2 separate regions of the Mus musculus genome follow, and region 2 is linked to region 1. A link is a loop called in an ENCODE intact Hi-C map of the cell type or tissue named here. Cell type or tissue: heart. All regions are shown on one strand. Each heading gives the region's core, and the rest is flanking DNA. Links, peaks and the distances in the headings are about the cores only.

Region 1 (7,949 bases), core at 964-5,963:
TGGCTTGAACAGAGGAAAAAAATAATTCCAAGTCATAATGTATTTTTCCTCTCATAGTGATCCCAGTTCCAGGGATCTATTGACCCATCACAGTATGTAGTGGCAAAAGTTTATTCATATAAACTGCTTGAAGTTATTATGCAAGACTGCAGTCTACAGAGTTCATTAATGAGGAGCTAAATCCTGATGTGTCAGAAAAATGTCTTCAAGTTGTCTAAATTATATCATTTGCTACCTTAAATTCAGTGGCTAGAACCACAGTGCATAATTCTCTTCTCGCTCTGTAGGCTGATTAGGCTTAGCTGGGAGTTCCCAGGTAGAATTTATGTGTGGTTATAACCATGTTGGCTGGGCTAGAGTCCTCTGGAGGCTCTCCCCCTTTGTTTCTGAGTATTTCATGTTGGCCCCACTACAAAAGTAGCTAGAAACTGGCTAGGGGTCTCTCACCATGAGTTCTCTAACCTTGTACTTCTAGATGGTTAGACTTTGTGTGTTGGGTGTGTGGAAGGGGATGTTACACATGTGGATGTGTGGTCGATGTACATGTGTGTGGGGCCATAGGCCAGAGGAGGGTGTTGGGTGCTCTAATGAGTCATTCTCCACCTGGAGCTAGGCTGGGAGGTAAATCAGAAGAAGGTGGAAGGAACACAAAAAAACCAGCTAGAATGCCACAATAATAGCCCTAAGGATACAGTAGTGGCACACACACCTTGGTTGTAACCAACAACTCTCTAAGTTGGATTTAAGACCCACTCAACAGGAGGGAAGCCATGCCTGGTAGTGGTAACCTAGCTAACTACTCAGTGCTAGCGAAATCTTGGTTCTTGGAGGAAACTCTACAACCACTAATTTACTAAACCAGCATGATTCAAAACAACAATCTATAGACATATGTATACTTACAGGTAAGTTAGTGTTGCTATACTCCTTATCAGGGACATTTCTCTTTGCAACAGATGGAGCCCACTAAAAAACCCCATAAATCAGAATTCTGGAGCCAAATCGCAAAGGATGCATCTATAAAACACTCCCCACCTACAGCTCAGGGAACACTGCAGAAGCTGGGGTGGAAAGACTGTAAGAGCCAGAGGAACAGGGAGTTTTCTGTGAGACTGTGTTTCCTAGTAACATAAGAAGCCACACCCATAAAGTCTTACCAACATACCTGCCCAAATGAGAGCCCAACAAGTTATAGTATATAGGGGCATCATCCCTGAGGCCTAGTAAGACACTAAGAATATTTTAAAACAGGTGATGCTGGCATCGTACAATAATGCCTTGAGATGGGCACATTCAGTCGAGATGGGAAAGGTACACGTGCAGTGTCCAGCTTCCCATCACTAATGACACTGACAATGGTGAGGCTCTGAATGGCCTCCACTGTCTCTCTACTTAGCACAGAGGAAAACACATGAGGACGGGGAGATTATGACTGCATACTGTTTATTTACCACTTGCAAATCTGTTTTGTTCCTAATGTGTCCAGTTTTGGTAGATTTATACAATGTCTCTAAAACAGGGCTTCACAGTCTTTCAAAATTGGCATTTGTAGCTTTGCAAAGGGAGTAAGAGCCCTGCGTAAACCTGCTTAATTTGTTTATCATATGCTGAGTTTAAAAATTACTTTTGGGATAGAGTGGGGGGTGAATATGACCAAGACATATTTTATACATGTATGAAATTCTCAAAGGATAAATACAAATATTGTATTTTTAGAATCATTTTTTCTGAGAGTTACAGAATCCCCTATATTTTTCTGTTCTAAACTGCCACAGCTGTGCATAATCTAAAACCACAGCTCAGGGATCTGGGGGAGACTCCAGGGTCTGCTGGAGTCAAAGGGTCAAAAAACCTCTAAGTATTTGCTCCACAGCCAACAGGAGCCCTGACTAGACCTGGGGACACCGTAGCCTGTGGTAAACTATAAATGTATGCTGGAACACTTAAAGCTGGGACTTCATGTTTCAGTCTCTTTTAATAGCTGGACGTCTCCAGTGAAAAATCACACTGTAACTTTTCTTTAGGTCTCTCCTGTTCTGTTCTTGACAGCACATATCTGACTGGAGCTGCTGTGTCAGGAGTACAGTCTCTGCTTCCAACACAGAGACGGCTCTAGCCAATGGCTGAGAGCTAAGATCAGAGTTGGGGTAGGGTGGGTCTGAAGGCCAAGTCCTAGGTCTGTACCTCAGTTTCCTGTCTGCGCAGTGTGGCTAAAAACCATACCTGTGTAATGCTCAAAGGACTTCAGCTGGGTACCACAATGGTCCTGCTATATATGTGAACCCAAGTTCCTGGGTAGATGCTGATGGCTTAGATAGGCCACTAAGATCTAAGAGAGTGCCATCATTAGACCCCACTGAATGCAGACATGGAACTGCTGTCATTTCCTCCTCACCTCACATCAAGTTGAACCCCTGAGGGGAAAGAATTCAGAATCCTCTGAAAATTTTCGGACTGCACCATGCAGAAACTCAGAGCAGTTTCTCTTTGGGAGACAGAGTCTCTCAAGCCACCTTTAAAGAATGATTCAGCCAGTTGGTTGACATATCATTATCACATTTTGAAGTTAACACAGCCCCAGAGTCTATGAATGCTCACCCCACAGTTAATTATTCTTGAGTTTTTCTGTGCTCTCAAAACATATTCTACTTATGTAATGATCCCTCGGGGGAGCACCAGGTGCCTTTGTCCCACAGACAGGGCCAGCTGTGTAAAACCTCTGCATCTGTCAGGTTTCTCTATGTGGCACATAATTGCCTGATTTCCATCTGAAAGTGCAGCACTGACATTAAAGCCACATAGAACCCACCATTGATAACAATGGCTTCCCGACACCTAGAAGAAGCATGGGGGGTGGGGGGGCAAATAAACATGCTCCCCAAATGAGCGCTTGCCTTCACAGGGGCTGGGTCTGAATGTACAGCTGCAGATGAAGAGAACAAACCAAGAGGAATAAAGGAAATGAAAGCTACAGATTAGCATTCGGCTGTCTCAGCCAGATGGTCTTCTGGGGAGAGCGGTCCTCCGCTTGCTTTCTTCAGTCTCCAGGCTAGCACACAGCACCCACTCTCTGCAGGGGCAGCAGTGATCTCACCCCTCAGCCAGGCAACCCAGTGAATCACTCACTCTTTCTTTCTCACACAACTGTGAGCCAATGAAAACTTGAAAGTGAAAGAAAGACTAAGAAGGGATTGGGGGGTGGGGGGGCGGGGAAGCCAGGCATCTGTGATGAATGAAAAAGTCTTAGCCTAGGAGAGGGCTAAGATACCAAGACTGAGGGAAGTGTCGGGAAGCATCAGCTAAGGAAGAAGAGAGCCACTGAAAGAGAAAGCTGTAGACACCCCTCCTCCTCAGCGCCCAGAAGCATTGCCTCCAGCATCCAGGATTGCCATGGTATTCAGGACCTTGGGGTCCTGGCTTTTACAAGCTTGGGCTTGAGGTCTGTGCTCCCAAGGTAAAGAAAGCAGTGGCCTCTTCTCAACTTATTTAGAAACTGTCGCCTCCCTCCATGGCTAGACGCCAATGAGTCTGCCAGTCATTGGTCTGAGGACCAGCCATCTGCCACCATCTGGATAGACCGTGCCTGGGCCAGGTGCCCTGAAATGGAAGAAGCTAGGTGGGGCAGAGGCAAGGGAGGGGGAGGGGCAGGAGCAAGGCAGGGTTATGGGGTAAACTGAGCCTGCAAAGCTGTAGTTGTAGAGGGCAGTTCCCTGGAATGCTCTACTCTGAAAAGGGCTCTACCGACAGTCACCACCAAGCCAAGTGTTCACTGCTCATGAGCAAGCCTCGTATTTGAGTGGCAGCCCAGGTCTGCTGCTGGCCATGAGACAGACCACCAGATGGTGTGTGCCAGGGCATAGATGTTCTATGAGCTAATCGATCCAGTAGGAGTTAATACATCTAACTTGGGTCCAAGGGCCTCAATTCACAGAAGATTCCAGAACAAGTGAAGGTGCATTTTGAGGTTTTAGAGGCCCTGTGAGCAAGCACTTTAGCAGCTCGCCAAACTTCCCAAGTGTGGTGGTTTGGATGAGAATGGTCAACCTTCCCCACTGTGATGGACTCTGAGCTCTCTGGAACTGTAAGCACAAATAAAACCTTCCTTCTATGAGTTGCCTCATAGAAGTAACAGAAGTAGCATAAGTAACATAGCAATAGAAAAGTAACAAACACTTCCGAATACCAGGAGATTGTCTGTAGCAGTGTTTAATAGAATAAATGTCAGCTGCAGGGTGGTACCTATCACAGGATTGTCTTTCTTTTACAGCTGGAAATGATTATTTAAATCAAAATAAATGTGGAACAAAAATTGTCCTTGTTTTTGGCCTGGACTATGGTACCTGTCGCACAATTCTGACAGTTCTAAATATAATGTTCAATGAAGTAGCATATTGTACTGTGACCCCAGCCAAACAAGCTTGCAACAAAATAATCCAAGATCCCGGGCTCTGGTGTTTCTCCTTCCAAACTTAACTGAAAAGGCTTCCCACCAAATGACCAATTTGGTCTTGGTCTCCCAGGTAATGCCACGTCCTCAGAGTGGTCGTTCTAGCTAGGGCTTTCACTCAAGACATGGCTAGAGAGTTTCAAAGGAAAGTAGATGGAGACAGCAATGAGCTATGAATTCTGCTGTCTTTCCTTCCCCTCACTTAAACAGGGAGATGCCACACTTAGGATCAGGTTTTTGTTTGTTTGTTTGTTTGTTTGTTTTGTTTTGTTTTGTTTTTCGAGACAGGGTTTCTCTGTGTAGCCCTGGCTGTCCTGGAACTCACTCTGTAGACCAGGCTGGCCTCGAACTCAGAAATCTGCCTGCCTCTGCCTCCCAAGTGCTAGGATTAAAGGCATGCGCCACCACGCCCGGCTTAGGATCAGTTTTTAAATGCCCCAAAAGGCAGGTTATCTGATTATCCCTAACATTGTTGACTTGATGGCACTTCCAACATAGAGTGGGGATTCCAACGTGACTCTGTATGTCTCCTGGGTCCACTCCTCCAAACTGCCCTCTCTCTCTTTCTCTCTCTCTCCTTCTCTCTCCCTCTCTCTCCCTCTCTCTCTCTCTCTCTCTGGTGTAACCAAGAGTCAGGCTGTTTCCCAGCAGTACGGACTCAGACTGTTAACTCTGCCGTGCTCCCATTTCCTGGTCCATCAAGATGAATCTAGATGGGCTGTCAAACAGGGTTATCTCTAGTAATTAGGGTGCAAGCAACATCTGCATGCAGGGCCAGTGCCTGGTGCGCAGTTGATGCATACATAGTGTTACCAACCACTGCTACCATGAGCACTGTTGTCATCTTAACTTCATGGAATTCTCACAAAGCCTGTTAAGTTGGACTGGGGGAGAGACTTAGTGTGGGTAAAATTCTTGTTGTGGGTATAGGGACCATGTGAAATCAGGACGCCTGTAACTCCAGTTTGGGAGCTGAGACAGGTGGATGCTGGAAGGGGTACCTGACCAGTGTAGCCAAACCAGCAAACTCCAGATTCAGTGAGAGATCTTGCCTCAGAACATGAAGTGGGAAGTGATAGGGGGAGACACACAAAGTCAAGACCTGAGCACAACTGCACATGTCCCCCGCCACGTCCAGGACCTGGGTGTTGGGCAGGACTTGGCCTTGGCTCTATTCTTTCCCAAATCTGCCCTTTGGCTGTTTTCAGTTTGTTTTGTTTTGTTTGTTTGTTTGTTTTTCTTTTCATTTTACTTTTCAGAAAAAGATCTCCTGGGAAATGTGGCTTTCGTTCTGTTGCTTTCCAGAATTCCCAGGACTGGGAAGGGAAAATGGCTACATTTCACGCTGCTGGCCCAGTGCCTTCCACAGCACAGCTGTCATAGGGGTACCATAAACCACAGGGTCTGGGTCTCTAACCCCTCCTTCTCTCTCCTCCCACTACCAGTTAAACGGCACACTGGAGCCCAAAGTCAGGGTGTCCTGTGAAAGTGGACCCAGGGCACCTCTCCAGAGGCAAGGGTTGGGAAGTGGTGGAGCTGAGAGCAAGCAAACAGAAACAGACCCACCGGCAAAGCCGACATCTAGAACAAACACAGCCCAAGTCAGCTGAAGATTGGCCATGAACCATCACTGCAAAGCATTTTCCAAACCTCCAGGCTTGTGTTTCATTCCTAATTATTTATTCTCAAAGGGGTCCTGAGGAAGATATGGAAAGGACCACATTTTGAACTTCTGCATTTTTTTACAAGTCAATGTTCTTTCCTGCCATGAATATAGGAAATGGATCCCAGGGCTTCATTTTCTCCCTTGATCACAACACAGCACAGAAGGCAGACAACACAGGGTCACTGGCAAAGGCACTTGTCTTGGTCTCATCTGGTGATGACTGGCTATTGACTGCATCTGTGTCGTCTCGCCCTGCCACTGGACTCCCAGCAAGTGTGACTTCATCAGAAGCTAAAAGAAGACAGAAGTGTCAGTGACTAAGGACTCCAGCTGGCTCCCCTGCAAGGGGACGCCACTGGAGCTAGGCCCCAGGAACACAATCTGACCGCTCTGTATAATAAAGTCTTTACAGCTAAGTGTACCTCCACAAGCCCCACCCTTCTCTACCATTTGTTCTACTGAGCTGAGCTACCATGTCACACGCCTGTACTGCTGAACAAATTCACATGACCTTGCTGGTCTACAACTGTCCCTGTGCCCCAAACAGCAAGGCCATGGGGGATGAGGTTCAGATCTGGTACCATGTACTGGGTATGTGGCACTGCTTGTCCTTGACTGCTAAGTTACTTACTCCCTGAGTCTTGTGCTCCTAATCTGTAAAATGGGAGAAACTAGTAATTGGATTGATGATTTATATCAAGCTATTAACACAGGGTCCCATGAGGAGAAAAAAACTCCAACAGCCAATGTGTCTACCTGCGGGAGGCCAGAGAGCAGGCTGGGACTGGGATGCCTCTGGGATGTGGTTTGGGAGAGGAGAGAGTGGGATTAGAGAGCTGTGGCTACAGGAGGCGGGATGACAGAGGCTGTCCCCAGCTCTGCTGCCTGCCCACCCTGCAGCATCTTAGATTTGGTCCCATGTGTGTTGGACTGAGGCTTGAGTGCATCTAGCATCCCAGAAAGCAATCAATCAAATCTGCTCTCCCCACATCAGTAGGTTTCGACGGTGTGGGATGGGGGCTGTTCACACCTCAGGCTGCTCCACAAATCCGCATCAGGATCAGTTTCGTTTTAAGAGCTGAAGAGCGTTAGGCAGCTTCAGACTGTGAAAGGCCCTATTTGATAAAATACTTCATGAATATGGGAGGTGACTCAGAAATCCGGGGCTTCTGGGCCAGTCTCCAGTCTTGTGTCCTCAGACACAGAAGAGGTGAAGATGGAGCAAAGCAGGTGATCTCCTGGGTGGCAGAACCTGCCTCGGGGCAGCGACAGAGGACCAGTTATGTGCAGAGTTTAGGGAGGGTCTAAAGTGACATGGAATCGAGGTCCCTAGAACTCTCACATGTACATTTTTGTTTTCAATTATGGCATTCTTACGGAATGTGGTCTAAATGGAGTGGCTAAGTACAGGTGCCACTAAAGGTTCACCTGATAGCCACGGCCTCTCCCCGCTCTGCCACCACTTAGGACACATGAACGCAAATACTGAATCATGTTCAGCCAGCAACTGTTACCTATCTAAGTAATAGAGTTGGTGCATTTTCTTTTCCTTTTTGTTTTTGTGCTGATTTTATTATTTTTAATAACCATTATTTCTTTCATTTTTAACTATGGGGTTTATTGCGCTACTAGGTTTCTTGGAAACCTGATACTTACTCTAATTTCAAAAGTGATTAAACTTCTCAGAAATGGGCCGTGCACACTGAATGCTGGGAGAGTGTGTCAGAAGAGCTCCGGTTCCCTTTTATGCCAGCATCGCAGTGCAGAATTGCAGAACGCAGTGTGGGGTTTTTGTTTGTTTGTTTTCTACTGAAAACACTTGGGATTCATTATCAG
Region 2 (7,949 bases), core at 1,302-6,301, 61 kb after region 1:
GGAGGCGGTGGCTTAGGAGCAGCATGCTTGCCTAGTGCACTCCAGACTGTTCAGCTCTTAGTGTCTCTCTCTCTCTCCTCCTCGCTCCCTTTTCCCTCCCTGCGCACATATGATTTGCTTTCTCATCAGTGATTATAAACAACAGAAGAGGAGATGGGTCAGTGCCAAGGACCTAGCATGAGCCAAGCATGATCCAAGGCTCTGAGTTTAATCCCTACTGTTAGGAGAGGAAGGGGAAAGAGGAGAGAGAGAGAGAGAGAGAGAGAGAGAGAGAGAGAGAGAGAGAGAGAGAGCACAAATGGAAGTTCATTCATTAAATACATCCTGGAATCATGTGACTTCTTAGTAACACTTGGGGTCCCTGTTTTTAGGCTTATTTTAGAGATAGAGAAGATATGAGGGACTGAGAAAATGACTCAGCCAGTAAAGCACATGTCACACGAGCACGAGGACCTAAATTTGAGTCCCTAATTCCCACAGGGTATGGCAGTCCATGTCTGTCACTCCAGCCTGGGATGGTGCAAGACAGAGGCAGGTAGATCCTTAGAACTTGCTGGCCAGCTAGTCAAGCCAAACCAGTGAGCTCCAGGTTCAGTGAGAGACCCTGCCTCAAACAAGATGGTGGAGATTGACTGAGGAGGGTCTCTGATGGTGACCTCTGGCCTCCGCATGCACACAAACACACAGCACCCATACACTTTATATATGCACATATACAGATGTATAGAACCCAGATAGGGGTTAAGGAGTCTTCTCTGTGTCTAGCTAGTGTGTTTAAGGTATTTACAGTTGATGTCTTAGTCACTAAACCTCACTGACTACTAAAGTAGTATCATTATCCATTCAGCTGTCTCAGTCAAGAAGTCAGTAAAACACTAGAACTATTCAAAACAAAGGAAAAGGAAAACAATAACGACAACAGCAGCAGCAACAACAACAACAACAGGGTACTTACTTTAGCTTTTCCCACGTCTCCTCTCCAAATTTCTCTGTCACAAGAGACTGCAGACAGGTGTTGATAAATCCGTACTAGAGCACAAAAGGAGAAAGAATTTGGAAAATGAAGAATGCCACTCTAGACCTGACCGAGGTTTGTTTTTTGTTCTGGGGTTCTCTATACTCTGAGTAGCTACCATCCTTTCGTGGTGGAAAGAAAGCTGAGCTGACTTCAGCTGCATATCGCATGCACACAGAGATCCTGTGAGCTGGAGTCCCAATGGCTTCCAGATCCCTGGGATCCTACTCTCAATGGGGGATTGTTGGTTAAATGAGGGGGTTGAATCATTATATCAGACACTGGGAACCTGAGGGCACACACTTCATGACAGGTCTTTCTTGTTTTAGGTTTTTGAGGCAGGGTTTCCTCTAATCCAGCCTGGCCTCAAACTTTTATGAAGGCAAGGATGACCTTGGATTCCTGGTTCTCCTGCCTTTATTTCTCAAGTGCTGTATGTAGTGCACCATCAGAGTCCTCACCATAGGGGTGTGTATGTGTGTGTGTGTGTGTGTGTGTGTGTGTGTGTATGTGTGTGTGAGATGTATGTGTGGGCACTGTGTATATTTCTGTCTCTGTCTCTCTGTTTGTCTCTATCTCTCTGTCTCTCTCTGTTTCTCTCTCTCTCCATGTGTGTGTGTGTGTGTGTGTGTGTGTGTGTGTGTAGATCAGAGGTCAAAGTTGAGTGGTATGGTGTCTTCCTTACTTTTCCACCTATGTTTTCAGACAGGGTTCTCTCACTGAACTTGGAGCTCATTGGTTGACTAGCCTAGCTGGCCAGCAAACTCTAGAGATTGTCCTGACTCTACCTCCAAGTGCTAAAATTACAGGTCTCCCCACCCCAACCCATATCCATCAGGTTTTTACACAGGTGCTGGATAGCTGAACCCAGGATCTTATGCTTCCTGTAACCAGCAGTTTGTCAACTGAACCAGCTTCCCAAGCCCATGACAGAAAGAGAAAACACAGCACAGAGGGCCACACTGGCAGGCTGTATCCTGGAACTGTAGTTCCAGTTCCCACAACAGTGCCATGCTCTCCCCTTCCTGTCCTCCAACCCCTAGATGTGCCCTTTTTCTAGTGTGACACCAATCACTCATACACATAAAATGCAAGCTTCACTTCTGTGTACACTCCTCCAACCTTGGCTCCCCTCCATGCCTGACCCCATGAAGGCTCCTGCAACAGGCAGTGGTCCCTCTTCTTCCTTGACTAAATCCTAAGCTCCATACGGTGACAATGCATGAATCACTTCCCTAAATTTTGATTAAAGTCCCACAATAGAACCTGGCACACAGCAGGTACTTAATAAAGACACTAAACAAATGAGCACCTAACTGAAGCCTCAAGTCTGAACTCCTGGAAATCCTTAAAAGCCCGCAGGTACTCCAAATCAATCCATCTTAACAAAGGCCATAACTATCCATCTTTACAAATGGGTGCAAGGTCAGATAAGAGCATTGAACCCACCGTCTGCATCCAAATGACCATAGACACCTACCAGTGCACAGCAAGGAAAACTGAGGCTCAGGGGAGTTCAGTCGCTGCTGGACTGTAGCCCCATCATCTTTTCTGGGTTTTAAGCACTGGGTAGTACACCTTACATTTGGTCAGTAAGGCAAGTGGCTCAGCTTTTTGTCTTTGATGGTCAGCAGTGTCTGGGGTTTACGTACATAACTAGTTCCTGAGGTTCCCAAGCCCATAGGTCATAGAGAATCCCACACAGCCTCTGAGGCTTGTGGTCATGTTCTCAGCTCCAGCCAAGGCTCAGGAGGGAGTGCTGGCTGACCTCATCTGTACAAACCCTCAGAGTTCTAGCTCAGCACCACACAGCTTTTGAGAAGGGATAAAGATAAAAGGAGTACGTTCTCCTTCACTGCAGACAGATGTTGCTGCCGGGGAAAGCATAAGGCAGTTGACAGACTGCTGCAGAGAGTGTGCCTAGGGCTGCAGGGGCCCCTGCTCTCCAATCTGCAGGGGACATCCTCGTCATCCCATTATGGACATTCAAGGACTATGTGGAAATAGGCAAGAGTCACTGGCCAGCCTTAGCATTGATCTCTGAAGTTGTGCTTCCAGGATGGCTATCCAGTCAGATCATCAAGTCAGCAGGGCTTCCCACTGGCTTGGGCCATCTCAGTCTTTCAGAACATACTCAGGTCCTACCTGAGGCACACAGAGAAAGGCTTGTGTTTGAAATAAGTGTTGAAGTGTCTGAAAATGGTGAGGGCTAACTAAATCCTTCTCCTGCTGTCTGTGCCTTCCTTCTGCTGACTGGGGTACATGCTCCATCCTGAAATTCAGCTTCAATGAGGCTGGGAGAATCATGGAGCCTAGAGGAAAAGGTTCCCTGGGTGTTTTAGGGTGAATTGTCTAACTTCTATGAACCCAGTCTGCTCCATGAACTAAGGTGGAGATGATAGCATTTGGTATCATGATAGCATTTGGGAGGAGGGGCTGTTGTTGGGTTGTATGTTAGTAGTTCTGGAGTCACCCCTGCAAGGCTGATTGCTAAGCCAAAGTTGGTGCTGTTTGACATTGGCACCTCTCAAAATCTCACAATGGGGATCAGAATGATCCTTCCTCCTGGAGCTCAAGGACATGATAGGATAGAAGCACATGACAGTTGCTCATGCCAAGAGTCATGTCTACCAGAGGGCTGGAAACATAGCCACTCTGTGTAGGTCTTGCCAAGCATGAGAGCTGGGGTGATCTCCAACCCCACAGGAACTGGGCATGATGGTCCGTGCCTGCCATCCCAGCACTCTGGAGGCAGCAGGACTAGAAGCTCAAGGTTTGGTTGGTTGGTTTGGTTTTGGTTTGTCTCCTATTGTTTTGTTTGAGCATTTTTAATCTTTCTTGTCTTTTGTTTTTATATTATGGTTTCTGATTTTGTGTTTTTATAGATTTGGATGTGTGTGTATGTGTGTGTGTATGTGTAAGGGTGTGTGTATATGTGTGTGTTATGGGTGTGTATGTGTGTGTATATGTGTGTCTGTGTGTGTGTGTGTTTCTTGTGCCTTTCTTCCTTTCTTAATTCTATTTGGTTTGTTTTATTTGCCTGTTTGTTTTCTGAAGAGCAAGAAGGAAGGATATGGAGTTGGATGGGGGAGGTAAAAGGATCTGGGAAGACACTCTTACATGTGCCAACAAGATTTTGCTGACAGGACCCTGATATAGCTGTCTCGTATGAGGCTATGCCAGTGCCTGGCAAATACAGAAGTGGATGCTCACAGTCATCTATTGGAACACAAGGCCCCCAATGGAGGAGCAAGAGAAAGTACCCAAGGAGCTGAAGGGGTCGGCAACCCTATAGGAGGATCAACAATATGAACTAACCAGTAACCCCCAGAACTGTGTCTCTAGCTGCATATGTAGCAGAGGATGACCTAGTCGGCCATCACTGGGAGGAAAGGCCCTTGGTATGCCCCAGTACAGGGGAATGCCAGAGCCGGGAAGTGGGAGTGGGTGTGTTGTTGAGCAGGGCGGCGGGGGGTGGGGGTGGGGGTGGGGGGTTAGAGGACTTTCAGGATAGCATTTGAAATGTAAATGAACAAAATATCTAATTTTAAAAAGAATTACAAAATAAAATAAAATATAACAGCCCCCCTCCCCCCAAAAAAGGATCTGGGAAGAGATGAGGGAGGAGAAAGATCAGAATGTATTGTATGAATTTTCTATAAAAAATTTTCTTTTTTATTTGTATTTTTGATGTGGAATTTTACATAGTACTTCAGGCTGGCCTTGAACTTATAGCATAGGTTGGCCTTAAACTTCTGACCCTCTCCCTGCCTTCTGTGTGCTTCTATTAGAGGTCTAGACCTTCTTTATGAAGTAGTGGGTATCAAAGCTCGGGGTTTGTGTGTGTGCTAGGCAAGCCCTACGCTGAGTTGTTTCTCAGCCCTGGTGCCTTTATTTCCTGGCCTAATATAGTAGTGTTCTTTTAAAAAGGTTTTCAATAAAAACCAGATAATTATACTTCAGAATAAAACTGTAAGAGAAGCAACGTTAAAACCCTGTTAGCAGCAAGGCAGTGACTTATTCCAAACACAGCCTTCCCGTTTACACACTGCTGACCCCAGGCCAACCCACCAACTCTTGATTTTTTTAAACTATATTACATGTCACACACACACACACACACACACACACACACACACACACACACATTTATATATCTTGCTATATTCTAAACGAGTTGCAGAATTTTGAACTTTCAGCAGGGTTATGAGGATGCTAATCAACCCTCCTGGGTGCCCCCACCCAGCTCCACTTGATGACATCCTGCATAACTGGAGCATCTCTCAGAGTTGAGGTGTTCTACTCTCACGGTGCTGTCAGTGTTAGCTAACCCAGGGAGCTAAAGGCCATCCTTTCATTGTCTCTTGTGTGCTTGCTTTGCTAACATCCTTTGAGCTATTCAGGATCCCTTCTTGCATTCACTCCTGTCTCCCCATCACCTTCCATTGTCCACCCTGTGCCGGTGTACCATGGGATGGCTAACGCGCTGCACGCAGCGCACTAAGCTACAGTAGCACCTGCTAGGATCCTCTATGCTAAGCCCTACCACAGCTTCCTCAGTACTTACTATTTGCTAAAGGTAATTAGAGATGATGCAAATGTCCCATTTCTGTTAAAAAAAAAAAAATCTGCCCCTCTTCCTGTCCTGGCTTGTGGCAGCTGCTACTGTGTGATCCAATGGTGATTTCCTATTTCTTTAGGATTCTTCTAGAAAAAAGAATTGCACCTCAAATTGACATTTCTAGTTATAACAAGATATCCAGGATAGGTGGACATGAAGAAGTCAGAAAGTGAGGCAATCCAGTGAGCAAAGAGAAGAGCCAAGTTGGCAGGCTGACCTCGAAAGACAATGGACTTAGGAAAGTAGATAGTGTTTATGGTTCATAAAACTTACTCGACTTTTAACTTGAAGCTGAGATCACTTTTCTTTTGAAATGCCACATCTAGACCTTTACAAACTGTCTAGAGTTGTCCTACGTTTGGGTCATTTTTGTCAAGATCTTGAATAATGTTACCTAGACCTGGGGTCAGGGGAACTCTGTCTCAGCAGAACAAAAGCCACTGGCAGCTGCTTACCATGGTGTCCAGCGTCGTGTCTCCAGGCCGGAGCTGCACACCCGGCGTCTTACCGAATCTCTGGAAGGCAGTTGAGGTGCTCTGCAGTGAAGCTAGGAACTGACCTCGGCCTTCTGCTGAGCCCTGCCCAGGGAGATAAAATCTGGGCTGTCACTGTTGGGAACAAGCAGGATTGCCACACAGCACCCCAGGGGCGCATATCACCACCGCTAAGCTCTCTCAGGAGTTGAGTGTGAAGCCCAAACTATGCCCTTGAGGTGTCAACATAATAACTGTGCCATGCTGTTTCTGCGGAAGCTGTACTCCAGGGAGCAGAGACCAGCAGAGCTCGAGGGGGCTGGCCATACTTTGTCATCTGTGTGTGTGTGAAGGTGTGAAGTTGGGAGTCTTGTAGGATGAGTGTCCCAGTCCTGCCAGACCCTCAAGACAATGGTGACTCTTTCTACTGATTCTGTTGTGCATGCCCTTTCATCTGCAGAGGGTCTCTGGTCTCAACTCTCTCTTTCCCTCTCCCTCTCCCTCTCCCTCTCCCTCTCCCTCTCCCTCTCCCTCTCCCTCTCCCTCTCCCTCTCCCTCTCCCTCTCCCTCTCTTTTCCTTTCCTTTCCTTTCCTTTCCTTTCCTTTCCTTTCCTTTCCTTTCCTTTCCTTTCCTTTCCTTTCCTTTCCTTTCCTTTGAGACAGAGTCTTTAAATAGCTGTGGCTATCCTGGAGCTCACTCTGTAGACCAGGCTGTTCTTAATCTCACAGAGATCCACCTGTCTCTGCCTCCAGGATGCTGGGATCAAAGGCATGCTTGGTTCTTTCTGAGATGCAGAAATTCCTGCCTGCTGTTTGACAAAGCCATTTCTCAGGAACTACGAGGCCTGAGCACACGAGGGACTGAGTCCAGCAGGGCTGTTTCTGAAAGTCATGAGCACGTTCCCAGAAGCCTGAACTTGGCTTCAAGTATACCCCTCAGGAAGGCTGTCTCTTACAGGGTGCTGTCTACTGGGAGGCTTCTAATTAAACCACTTTGGATGTCATCCAAGGAATGCCTGCCTCAACCAGCACTTGGCACTGTCATGCTATCATGTGGAGTCCACTGGGGCCTGAAAACTTTATTCTTCCACTGAGTCACTGCTATGTTGAAGGCCCAGGTAAACTGTTGCCTGAAGTCTACTTCCTGAGTATTACTTGGAGTCACAGATGAGAAACCCAGCCACTAACCAGATCCCCTGAGTATCCCTCCGAGGCTGTTCCAGTGACCTGGCATCTGTGGTGCGAAGGCAAGATGACCAATAAATAAATGTCACAAACCAAAGGAAGAGGGTTCCCAGACCACACGAGGGCCACAGCACCCTAAAATCTGACTCACAGTTAAGACAGCATCTCCCAAACTTGACTACGCAGGAGGCTGAGATGGTTCACTGAAATCAGTGCCCAGACATACCTCTGAAGGTACCTGGCCACGTGTCTCAGGAGCTCCAGCCTCCTCTCAGCCCTCTCCCACCCAGCTGCAGCTCGCCTGAGAAAAGCTTTCCTGGCATCTCTGTCCTTGACTTTTTCCAGTGTGTTTGTTCCTGTCTTCACTGGCTGGCTCCAGCTATGCTCTGGAGAGGCCAGACCCTCAGAGACACCAGGACTGAGGGAAGCTGCCTCTTCACTCCAGAAGAGTGATTTTGTGTACTTGCAAAAGCTAGAAGACTCTGTGCTGATTCTCTGTGGAGAGGACGTGTGGTCCTGAGAAAATGTCTCCAAGATAGATGATTTCCATAATTATGCTTCCCAAACCTTCCCACCACATTCAGCTGACAGCTCTTTCGGCCCTGCCAAGTGTACTTGCTCTGATCCCCCCCTCTTACAGCCCTCAGCCCCCTCC

The links. Peaks named below come from ENCODE experiments on the same cell type or tissue, not always from the same donor. Only the 100,000 strongest peaks of a DNase experiment are listed, where the experiment ranks them.
Region 2: it touches region 1 in a loop (2.0-fold over the local background); 2 of 42 quality-filtered maps call a loop at or near these places.

Annotation. Positions count from the first base shown.
Region 1 is chr14:62,386,563-62,394,511 of GRCm38, forward strand. Gm46457 (a long non-coding RNA gene) reads left to right here. Exons shown (of 3, transcript XR_001781281.2): 3 at 5,893-6,049. It overlaps Gucy1b2 (guanylate cyclase 1, soluble, beta 2), which reads right to left. Exons shown (of 17, transcript NM_172810.3): 17 at 6,108-6,404. The coding sequence ends at 6,259. Among named protein-coding and RNA genes, the nearest start is that of Gm46457, 11 kb to the left of the region's middle. In heart, for the core only: no CTCF peak of the experiment used is centred there; a DNase peak (open chromatin) is centred at 3,039.
Region 2 is chr14:62,447,240-62,455,188 of GRCm38, forward strand. Gucy1b2 (guanylate cyclase 1, soluble, beta 2) reads right to left here. Exons shown (of 17, transcript NM_172810.3): 2 at 6,092-6,214; 3 at 956-1,029. Among named protein-coding and RNA genes, the nearest start is that of Gucy1b2, 5.1 kb to the right of the region's middle. In heart, for the core only: no CTCF peak of the experiment used is centred there; a DNase peak (open chromatin) is centred at 3,632; H3K27me3 peaks cover 373 bases.